2 separate regions of the Homo sapiens genome follow, and region 2 is linked to region 1. The links are chromatin loops, found by intact Hi-C in ENCODE. Cell type or tissue: HepG2. All regions are shown on one strand. Links, peaks and the distances in the headings refer to the core of each region. The heading gives the core; the rest is flanking DNA.

Region 1 (5,389 bases), core at 216-5,215:
CAGTTATTGGCTGAAGGATGCCCTTAGGGAAGTCAATACCTCTGAATTCCAGCTTGGTGAGTGGGCCAAGAGTTTCTGTCGTTTCAATAGAGCACTCTGCACATGATATCAACAGGCTGATGCCAGTAAGAATATTCTGGAATGCTCAGGTCTGAGGGCTATGAGAACACTCATAGTATTTGCTACAGGAGACCATATTATTGTTAATCCAAACTGGAATACTTCAGAGAGTGAGAATGGGCATTATTAAGAATTTCTACTGAGAAAACAGGCATAAAAAGGGACTGTCCCAGAAAAACCTGAACATGTGGTCACCTAGATATAAGTAAGGCAAAACAAAGCTATAATGGCACCACAGAAACCATTTTAACTCAAGCCTATTGAACTGATGCTAATTATAGCCATGACAGGAAGTCATGGCATAGCTTAATGCTGTTCCCTACATACACATCTCTGTCAAATAGTAAGTGGTCTGGCTAGCGAAATTCTACACTCAGTGCTCTATATACAGCAGGGGTGAGTAAGGGACAGTGGATGGGGAAAGCAAGTGAGAATTCAATTTGCCTTGTGAGCTAATGAGATTTTATTGAAAACAATCTTAGAAACAGTGTGGTCCAGCTGCACTGCTTATGCACGAAGCAACTATTTAATAAAATGGAAATTTTCATCAAAATGTATTCTAATTTATTCTAATGCTATATGAGATCACTGGATTAGAATTAGGCATTACCAATTTATATGACCTACTTTTCATCTTTTTTTTTTCTTCCATTCCAGCATTCTGCAGGGATAAGAGAAAAGTGAAGTATGAAGTTTTCTTGGTGTTAGTGACCCTAAGCAGCTCCAAAACAGGATTCACTGACCTTTAGGCATAGTTTTCACAAGGGAAGTCAGCAGGTTCACATCCAAGAGATTTTGGTGGCTATTCATTACAGTCTAGAAGAGCCATGCTGTCTTTGCATACAGAGACTAGCAGGTGCCTGATGCAAAGCAATGCCCCTTGGGAGTCAAGCTTCACCAAGGACTTCCATGCTTGTTTGGATGGCTGGATCTCGACATTGCCAAGTTGTGTATCCTCCCCTCCTCTGCTTTTCTTTCCTTTCTATCCAGTCTATGATAGATGTACCACTCTAACCTCACTCCCCCATCACTCATACGTCTTACTTCCTATCTTTCATGTATTGAATTTGTGAAGATCTGCTTGAGCCATCAAGTAATAGCATCACCTAGGTCCTTCAGGGCTTCCTACCTTTTCAAAGAGCTTGCAGAGGGCAGCTGTCAGTCTTGACCCACCAATGAGAAAATACTCACACCCAGATTCCTAAGTCCATGGCAAAAAATATCTTTCATCCACGGGCATTCCTAATTCCAGTGGCCTTTAGAGCAGCAAACCAGTGATGTCACCACAAACTTCACCATCAAAAAATCTGTTCCAATTCTGAAGGCTTTTTGGGGAGAGGGACCTAGGAATGTGTCTCACTCGCAACTATGTAATCTGAGTTGTAGGAAAATTCCCTTTTCTATTATCTTAACCATAGCAGATGCCTCCTAAAAGGGGCACATGCCCTTCTAATAACCAGCAGGAAGAAAATATAGGAACCACTTTGAACAGCATATACAGTTTCTTTGTAATCTGACCCTCATCCAACCATGCCTCAGCTGCAGTCACTCCTTGCCTTATACTTCATTCTCCAACAACTCAAAGTCTCTGATAGATTCTGGAAGCTCTGGCAGGTCTTCATGCTTTTGACCATGTTGTTTCCCCTGCTTTGAAAGACCTCTCCTGCTCTTATCCGCCTGGCAAACTCCTCTCTGTGCACCAAGCCTCAGCTCCAAGGCTACTTTCCTTACTCTCCCTAGCAGATATAAAGCTTTTCTCCTTGAGGACTGCACCGTTCTTGGCCTAACCATCATCACTGTTGTTGCTTGAATGTTTGTGTTCCCCCCAAATTCCTATGTTGAAACTTAACTCCCACTGTGATCGTATTAAGAGGTAGGGCCTTTGGGAGGCGATTAAGTCATGAGGACATCCCCTCACAAATGAGGTTAGTGTCCTTACAAAACAGACTTGAGGGAGCCTGTTTGTCCCTTTGCACTTCTGACAAGTGCAGACACAGTTTAAAAGCACTCATCTATGAGAACAGACCACTACCAGACACTGACTCTGCTGGTGCCCTTGATCTTGGACTTCCCAGCTTCTAGAACTGTAAGCAATAAATTCCTAATGTTTATAAATTAACCAGTCTAAGGTATTGTTGTAATAGCAGTCTGAACAGACCAAGACAATCAGAGTACATATCTTATGTCTCCTATGTTGTTTTGTTTGTATCACTCCTGTAAATTCTGTGAATAAAAGGAACTATGTCTTTTCATCTCTGAATCCACAGCAGCTAGCAAAGTCCCTGGCATATTGTTGGGAGCTCAATAAATATTTGTAGACCGACAGCCTCAAAGTAAGATGAAATGCATCATGGCTCTTGCCCCCTGACCTGGCAGCCAGCAATGTCTCTGTTATATTGTTGGGGCTTAATAAATATTTGCTAACTGACAGACAGAAAGGAAGATTAAATGCACTATGAGTAAACTTAAGTTCACTAAAAGTTTAAAATGGAACTTTTGTAGGTATGCTTTATTGATTGTTTTTCCTACTTTATTAGACTGTGGATTAAGGGATTTTTTTTTAAAAGGAAAGGTTAAAAAAGCCACTCAAAGATGGCAAAAGATATGATGAAGGGTATCTAACTCCCAACCACCTTACAGATGCAAAATCATTTGGAGCACAAGGTCACAAAACCCAACAGATTACAAATAATAAAGTAAAATAGATGCGAAAATTGTAACATAGACAATACAGGTATTTATAGTAGCAATCTATGTTATGTGATTATTAAGTGATTTTCTCCTTAATTAACTAACTAAAAATTGAAAAGTATTAAATGGGAAACACTAAAGGAGTAAGATTGCTTTTGCTATGCACCTTGAAAGCATTCTTTTAAGCCTGCATTTCACTTCCCCAATGTCAGATTTTCACAGATATGGGATGGCGCCCATCAGATATAGAAATGATAGGTTTAAGCTTAAATCCCAGTTTTTCAATAACTCCTCGTGTGTTTGATTTTGCAGCTGTGTCAGGGAAAATGTACTCATTCTCAACTAATTCTCCACTAAATGTACTAAGTCAGGAATTGAAGTGAGTTGGCCTGCCTGTTAATACTTTGCACCTAAAACAATGACAGTAAATCTCTGGCAACAGGCTTGAGCCTCAGTTCCTCAGGCTTCTAACCCACCATCCTCATGGTCATAAATTTTGAATGGGTAACATTGGAAGCATGAATAATTAGGGGAGGGCACAGCTAATATGCTCAGTCACATCAGAGAAATGGCACAGTGAGTGATCTGCCAGTAATCAAAAGAAACAAATTGAGACTCAGGGCCTTCTGCTTATGGGGCTCACTGGGGTCACACACAGCGACAGACTGTCTCATCTTTGCTGCTTCAGACAGACAGACACGAAGACATGGCTTTAATGACAGCTCAGATTTCAGAGTGGACGTGACCTAAAATCACCAGGAAGCACAGAGCAAAGGGAAAGTGAGTTGTCCATCTATGATACTTTCTGTCGATCACAATAAGAGTTAAAGGATGCTACATCATTCCAATAGTCTTCATAATTAATTTTGGAATCTTGCCACCATTCATGATTTAAGGGTTCCAGTTCTCATGTAGCTTCAGGCAAAGTTTTCTTTCCAATTACTTCCAATGATGGACAGGCCTTTACCCACACAAGGATAATGTGAGAATGATAACAAGTCATGAATTACCGATGAAGTGTTTTATTAACTTACCTCGAAAATATTTAAAATTGCTTATTAGCAATTTCTAATCTCTCAAGAGACCCCAAAATGAGGCACATTAGAAATAATTACACCTTAAAATAGATCATCTTTTCACAAATATAAATGCCTTTTTAAAGACGTCAAAGACCACTAACAGCGTTTTGGAAATCTTCTATTTAAATAACTCTATTTCTTATGTAAATCGAACACTTGGATTTTTTAAATTACATTTCCTTAGTTAAAAACTACAGTTGACGATTTATGCAACCAAAATATTTCATTTTGATTTTCAGAAATATCCATGCAAGTCTTAGGATTTCATTTCCCCAGAAGAGAATTTCAGAATTCCTTCTAAATTCTGAAATCTCCTGAAACTTCCTTTGCTTTCTTTTTAAGTTGGTCTTTCCTAAAATCTCGAGTTAAAATGAAAAGACCATACCTCTTTAGAAGTAAATCTCTCAGCTTATCCATTCATTTAGGAGGAATAGTCCTATATAGCCTGAAAACTAATCACCAATTATTCCCTTCTACGGGGATAATATTAAAGCTGATTCTTGCATACCACCTTCCTTCACCTACTAATACTCTAATCAAATACTCACAGCCACATTCAGATTGTGAATCTTCTGGCAAAAGATTAACTGGGGAAGGTTGAAGCAGATCTTTTGGGTATTTGGTCTTCAAAGATAGACTCGTTTCTCTGGACTGATACTGCTTTAGTAGCTGCTTACAAAAATAACACATGAATTTTGACCTCAGTAGTAGACCTGCCCTTCCCGTCAGAAGGCCACCATTTTAACAAAAGATGTGTTTTGCTGGTGCCTATAAAACCCAAGAGGACGTAGCAGATACTGCTGCTGCCACCAGAGTTGCCACCTCTGTCCCTTTTGCAGGGTCTGTGCTCCCATTCCCAGCTTTTACATGCTTTATTTCCAACTGCAGCCTTCTTCAGAAGGCTGAGAATGGAAATGGTAATCTGGATGGCAACAGAAGATACTGCTGCAGCAGTATCTGTAGCAGCCTTCTTCAGAAATTTCTCTTTTGCTACTGCAACTGCCCTAACACTATGGAGAGCTGGAAGTGCTTGGGAGGTGATAGCCCACCCAGGAGGGCCCATAGCCAGTGACAGATGGATGAAGGAATGTAAAAGCCAAGCTACCTTGCCTCCAGGCAGGACATACTCTGAGGTGCTATTTATGTTCCAGAGTACTCTATGAGGTCATGAAGAGGCTGGAACTTCACCTGAAATGGAACCCAGATGTGTCTTCTTTCCCTTCCTTGGCCTGCTCCTCTGCCAGTCTCTCCTGAGATGCTTCCCTAATAAATCCCCTGCACATAATCCTCATTTCAAGGTCTGTTTCTGGGGAACACAATCTAGGACAGAGGACTAGTTTATCAGCTGGTCAGCCCCAAGAAAGAGAGGAAGTGAAAGAAGAAGAAGGATAATTTTATACAGCACTTACTCCTTCCAGACCCTGCCCTAGGCATTCTGTATGGATTATCTCATTGGCTCTTACCCAAGGGTAATATAGGTGCAATCTGGACACTTGAAA
Region 2 (5,389 bases), core at 189-5,188, 60 kb after region 1:
CCACTCCTCAACAGTTATCTGCTTCTCTGCAGTTATATATTTTTATTTACATCATTTCTTATTCTCTTCCCTCCTTTCTACCTATCCAATTCCTTAAGTCTGCTCTATTTGTCTCTAAGATATCTCCCCATCCCCTGAATCCTTAGATACTTACACTGGTGCCACTTATGTAGCATTTACTCCTTGTAAATGATGTGAGTACAGTGATATGAGTACAGTCTTGCCTCCATAACTGGCTTAGGGATGAGGTACATCCTGCCTCCAGAACTGACTTCAGGTTGCAGATGATGTTGCATTCTTAAAAAAAAAAAAAATCTACCAATGCCTTCAGAGAAGCACTGATGTTAAGATACTCAGGAAGGCTCTCCTCCCACATCGCTAACCAAATCCTCACAGGTGAGTGATATCTGTCCTTTATGTTGTTCTTTAGTGTTCATCTTAGTCCCACCTTTTAGCAGTCTGCAGTTCACCTAGTGAATACGATTTTTTTAAATTAGCTTCTCGGGCAAGAAAATCCATCAGACTTAATACTATTCTTTGAAACACAGGCTGTAAAAACAAACATGAGATAGGTATAAACAGATTATTCTAATGGCAAGCATCTCCCTAAAGTCTTCAGGAAGAGGCTTTTAACCTTGCTAATTATCACTGCAATAGTGCACCATTAGAAAGTCTGAATAAAAGGATGACATTTTTTAAAATCCAAAATTCAAATAGTATGCCTTGTCTATATTACTTATGTTACTATACTGACTCTCTCCTTTAGACATATTTGATCAGCCTTTTATTGTATCCTAACTATATTTATACTGAATTATATACTGAAAACCAGAAATCCAACACACCAAGAGGTCCAGTTATGGCTGAATATTGAAGTCAACCTTCCTTGCATCTTTTATTCAAACCTGCTTTACAAGTGGTATGTGAAAGTTAGGCTTGAGTAAGTGCCAGTAATCATCACCTTTGGAAGTCATTAGGAAAAACAAGACACCTGAGCATTGACTAAAATAGGCAAATGAGTTATTGAATAAGTGACTGACCCTCATCTAATATGTATTTGGATCATCCAGTAATTTCATAATTGAAATTTAGCTTAATACATGACTTAAATAATTAAGTCAGCTTAATTTCCCCTTTACAGAGCATACTAATCTGTCCCAATGCAACTCACACGTTCGCATTTTGGAATAGTAGTCATTCATTTTCATTTTTGTTTCTCTCTATATAACATATTAAAATCATACACCACAACTGGATAGTAGTATGCACCATTATGATTTTGATAATTATGCACTGTGGTCACGTAAAAAATGTTCTTGTTCTTGGAGTATATGCACTGAATTATTTAAGGTGAAGGGCTATCCTGTCTGCAACTTACCGTGAAATGGTTCAGGAAAAAAAAATTAAGTGGATTGATATCTTGGTAGATATAATGAGGTAGCAGATGGAAAAAAATGAGAAACAATCAGTGAATTTGTGTGAAGGATGTATAGTTGTTCATTGTCTTGATCTTACAAATTGTTTGTAAGTTTGAAATTATATCACTACAAAGGATAAATGCTTCAGAGGATGAATACCCAGTTCTCCATGATGTGATCATTACGCATTGTATGCCCGTATCAAAACATGTCATGTACCCCATAAATATATAAACCTACTATGTACCCATAAAAATTAAAAAATAAAAAATAAAAAATAAGAAATTATGTCAAAAGTAAAAGTTACAAAAAAACCATAAAGGTATTCAGCTCAAAATCCTTATGCATGTATATACTCTTCTCTAATGAGGTTGTTTTATCATAACTCGGATTTATTTCAGCCTCTCTAAACTCCTACTACATCTGTTAATCAGCTTTTTCTTGCCAGAATATAATTATTATGAACTTGATTAGCTTACTATGTACTGGCTGACTACAAATAACAAATCAGCCAGCTTCTCCACCGGACCCGGTCATTCACTTGAGAAAGGACATTAAATATTTGAAGCTGCAGAATGACCTTGAGTGAACTGCACCAGTAACAAAACCAGGGCATTTAGAGGAATACGTGAACATCTCCAGGCCTCTAGTTACTTATTAAATGGTTCCCTGGTGACCCACGAGAGTTAATGCTCGCCCTTAAATAGCCAACTTACACTAGCAAGTGGCTTGGGCCCTGAGAATAGAAGGCAATTTAGACCATTATGTATTTCAGAAGTTGCCAGTGGACTTCCCAATGTCCAGCTCACTTTATCTGTAAACACAGCAGCCAGCTGACCTGGAGGCCTGACCATCAAGATAATTGTCTGCAATCTTCACTTTGCTCTGCCATCATAAACACAGAGCTACATGTGGGTATCAAGCCGCTAACTACAAAACATAACTTGTCCCTGATGGAGAATGTTAAGGCATTTCAAACTTTAAAATCACACTAGGGTATTTAGGAAAAATTAGTTTATAAAGAAAGTGTAAAATTGTAAATAATCAAGCAAAAATAACTCTAAATACTTTCAATAGCAAGTACAAAAAGAGATATTAAGAAACTACTTATCCGAGAATTTCAGGTGGTTCGTACATCCTGACTTGCTTAATTATTAACCAGGTTTCACAAAAAGGGCATTAGGAATGTATACCATGAACAAAACACAGGAATGCAGAGCATACTTCTGCAGTACACTGGTATTGCTGTCATCTGCCATTGAATTTAGTTTCTCAAAGAAATTGAATAAGAAATCTGTCTTTAGGTGTTGGTATGGAAGCTATATTTCTCATATATTTATATGTCAGGGGATGGGGTAAAGAAAATCAATGAAGTCATAAGTTTGCCATTAATTCAAGACTTGCTAAGAACATGCTACCTAGTTTTCATATCATAACCTTAAATCTTGGACATTCTATTAAAACTGCACTTCTCTTTCTCCTGCTTTTTCACACTTGTGCATTTTTTTTCCTGGAAAAACATTCCCTTGAAACATGGTAAATGGTTAAGTGTTGAGGTTTCTAAGGGATTCTGAGAATGACAAATATCATACATGGAAAGTTGTCAGTTCTTAAAATTGTCCAAGTTGAAATGGATATACATTTGTTGGATGAATCTCACTGTGAATAATACAACTGTTGAAAATTTGGGTGACTGAAAATTAAAGACATTGTCATATGCACGTTTCTTAAGACAATTTGGATGATAAATGTGTTACAGTTTTGACAAATTTTGTAATTTGATAGAAAATTTGAGTACATTCAACCACAAGTTCATTGTGTTTTCTATGACTAGATAAAAGTGTCGCCGCCTACATTTCAGGTGTAGAAGTGAAAGAGACCCATTTTCCTTGTGTAATATCTTTGTTATTATATAAATTTCATATGGAAATGTCTTATATCTACATGCACAATTAAAATCCTTCCTAATACTAATAAAGGAAACCCTACATCATGTTCATTTAGGCCATATTTTAAAATACATTTTATTGTGCACATTTAAGGTATATAACATGATATTATGTTTTATATATATATATATATTAAAATAGTTACTATAGTCAAACAAATTATCATATCCACTATCTCACATAGTTACCCATCCCCCAACTCTCCAATGGCAAAAGCAGCTATAGCTATTCACTTAGCAAAAATCTCGAACACAATACTTGGAAGCCATTATGCTAAGTGAAATAAGCATAATTTTCTGTGTCTGGCACAGACACAGAAAAAAAAGATTGCATGATTCACTTATATGCGGAATCCTAGAAGGAAACAGTCAAATGTACAGAGATAGAGAATGAAATAGTGGTTATCAGGAGCAGGATAGGCAACATTACTTTTGAATAAATATTACAACTATTCACCTCTTGGGACATTTCTCATTTCAATTTCTAAATCAGTTGCTTTATAGCAATATTTTCCTCTGAAACACTTACAAAATATTTGAATTACCTATCAAATCACAATGTCATCAATCATATACTAATTTTAGCAGTCTGCTACACAATACTGTAAGAATTCTAAGTTTAACTTCTGACATTCTATATCCTGATATATTCAAAGCTGATATGTTAACGTTTGACTCTTTAGCACATTTTATAAGACCCTAACAAAATTGGCTAAGAATAGTTTTGAAAGTGAAAACGTCGCAATACACTTCACTCTTTATATGGCTCAGAGATTACAAACATGGACGAAAATAGACAATTCCCAGGAAGTTTCCAAAAGAACTGTGGAAGTTTATAAATTGATGGCCACTCTTAAGAAAGAATTAGCACATAATAATGTCATAAACATACTTCTGTCTAGCAATCCACATTGCTCCTCTTTTAGTTTCTAATTTTTATAGGAAAATGCATCTCCTCTGCTAATTAGACTTAAACATAAAGCAGGAAAGGCATTTGCACGTAACCAACCCCAATTTTTTTTCTATTTATTTTCTTCTTATGGAAAGCAATCATCATAATTGTGTTCAACTGCATTATTGTTCCCAGTACTTCATCCTTCCCTGTGTCTACTTCCTTTGTAGCCCCTCCCACTAGACCATTTGATGTTGGGCTTGGCCATGTAACTTGCTTTGGCCAAAGGAATGTTAGTGGACAGTACACAAGGAAAGATTTCAAATGTACTTGTGCCATTGGTCTTGCTTTCTTGTATTTTGCCATCTATGAAAAGAAGCTTCTTCACATGGCTGCTGGCTCTTAAACCTGGGCCCCACAACAAACACATGTTGGGAAGACCAGAGCCTCATACACATCCTGAGCCTGGAACAGAAAATGCCTAAGACAAAGCTTGACGTGAAGCTTATGTGAGCCCAGCCTAAATCAGCCAAACCTCAGCCAAGCCACGCATGAGAGAGCTAGAGATAACAACCACTGTTACATGCCACAGAGATTCTGTGGTTGTTGGTTACACAAATAACTGATTCATACAGCAATAAAGTGGTAAGGTTTTATCATATCTAGTTTTAACATACATATATGTACACAGTCACACATAACACCACCACCACCACCACCACCAAATATGTAGTGGTCCTATGCACTCATAGATTCAGTTATCTACTTTTCATGCTTTCTGTATTACTATATGGGGAGTAGGAATTGCTGGCTCTGGTGTCAGGAACTCATCCATCATAAAAATTTATCATTCATAATATCCGTGTGAGAAGCAGAAGGAAAAAATGCCAGCACTCCAACAGCATCCACATTGCAGATCTGGACCTTTTCTACAAGTCTAAGTGCAGAAGAATGGCTGAGGATGAGATCAGCAAGGAAAACTCTAGGAAGTGGAGAGATACCTGCCAGTCACTACTGTTAAAAAATAGACGATGGACCTATAGTGGCAAACTCCATCTTAAAGTATGTGATTCTAAAGAAGAATCTATGAACCAAATTAGAACTGTCATAACAGAAATGGGAGGAGGCACC

What was found. Peaks named below come from ENCODE experiments on the same cell type or tissue, not always from the same donor. Only the 100,000 strongest peaks of a DNase experiment are listed, where the experiment ranks them.
Region 2: it touches region 1 in a loop (2.9-fold over the local background); 2 of 110 quality-filtered maps call a loop at or near these places.

The regions. Positions count from the first base shown.
Region 1 is chr20:8,247,840-8,253,228 of GRCh38, reverse strand. All of the region lies in intron 2 of PLCB1 (phospholipase C beta 1), which reads right to left. It overlaps PLCB1-IT1 (PLCB1 intronic transcript 1), which reads right to left and starts at 4,525. Exons shown (of 2, transcript NR_046809.1): 1 at 4,439-4,525; 2 at 3,487-3,772. In HepG2, for the core only: no CTCF peak of the experiment used is centred there; a DNase peak (open chromatin) is centred at 2,398; H3K4me3 peaks cover 400 bases.
Region 2 is chr20:8,187,436-8,192,824 of GRCh38, reverse strand. All of the region lies in intron 2 of PLCB1 (phospholipase C beta 1), which reads right to left. Among named protein-coding and RNA genes, the nearest start is that of PLCB1, 58 kb to the right of the region's middle. In HepG2, for the core only: no CTCF peak of the experiment used is centred there; DNase peaks (open chromatin) are centred at 2,104 and 2,584; H3K4me3 peaks cover 1,463 bases.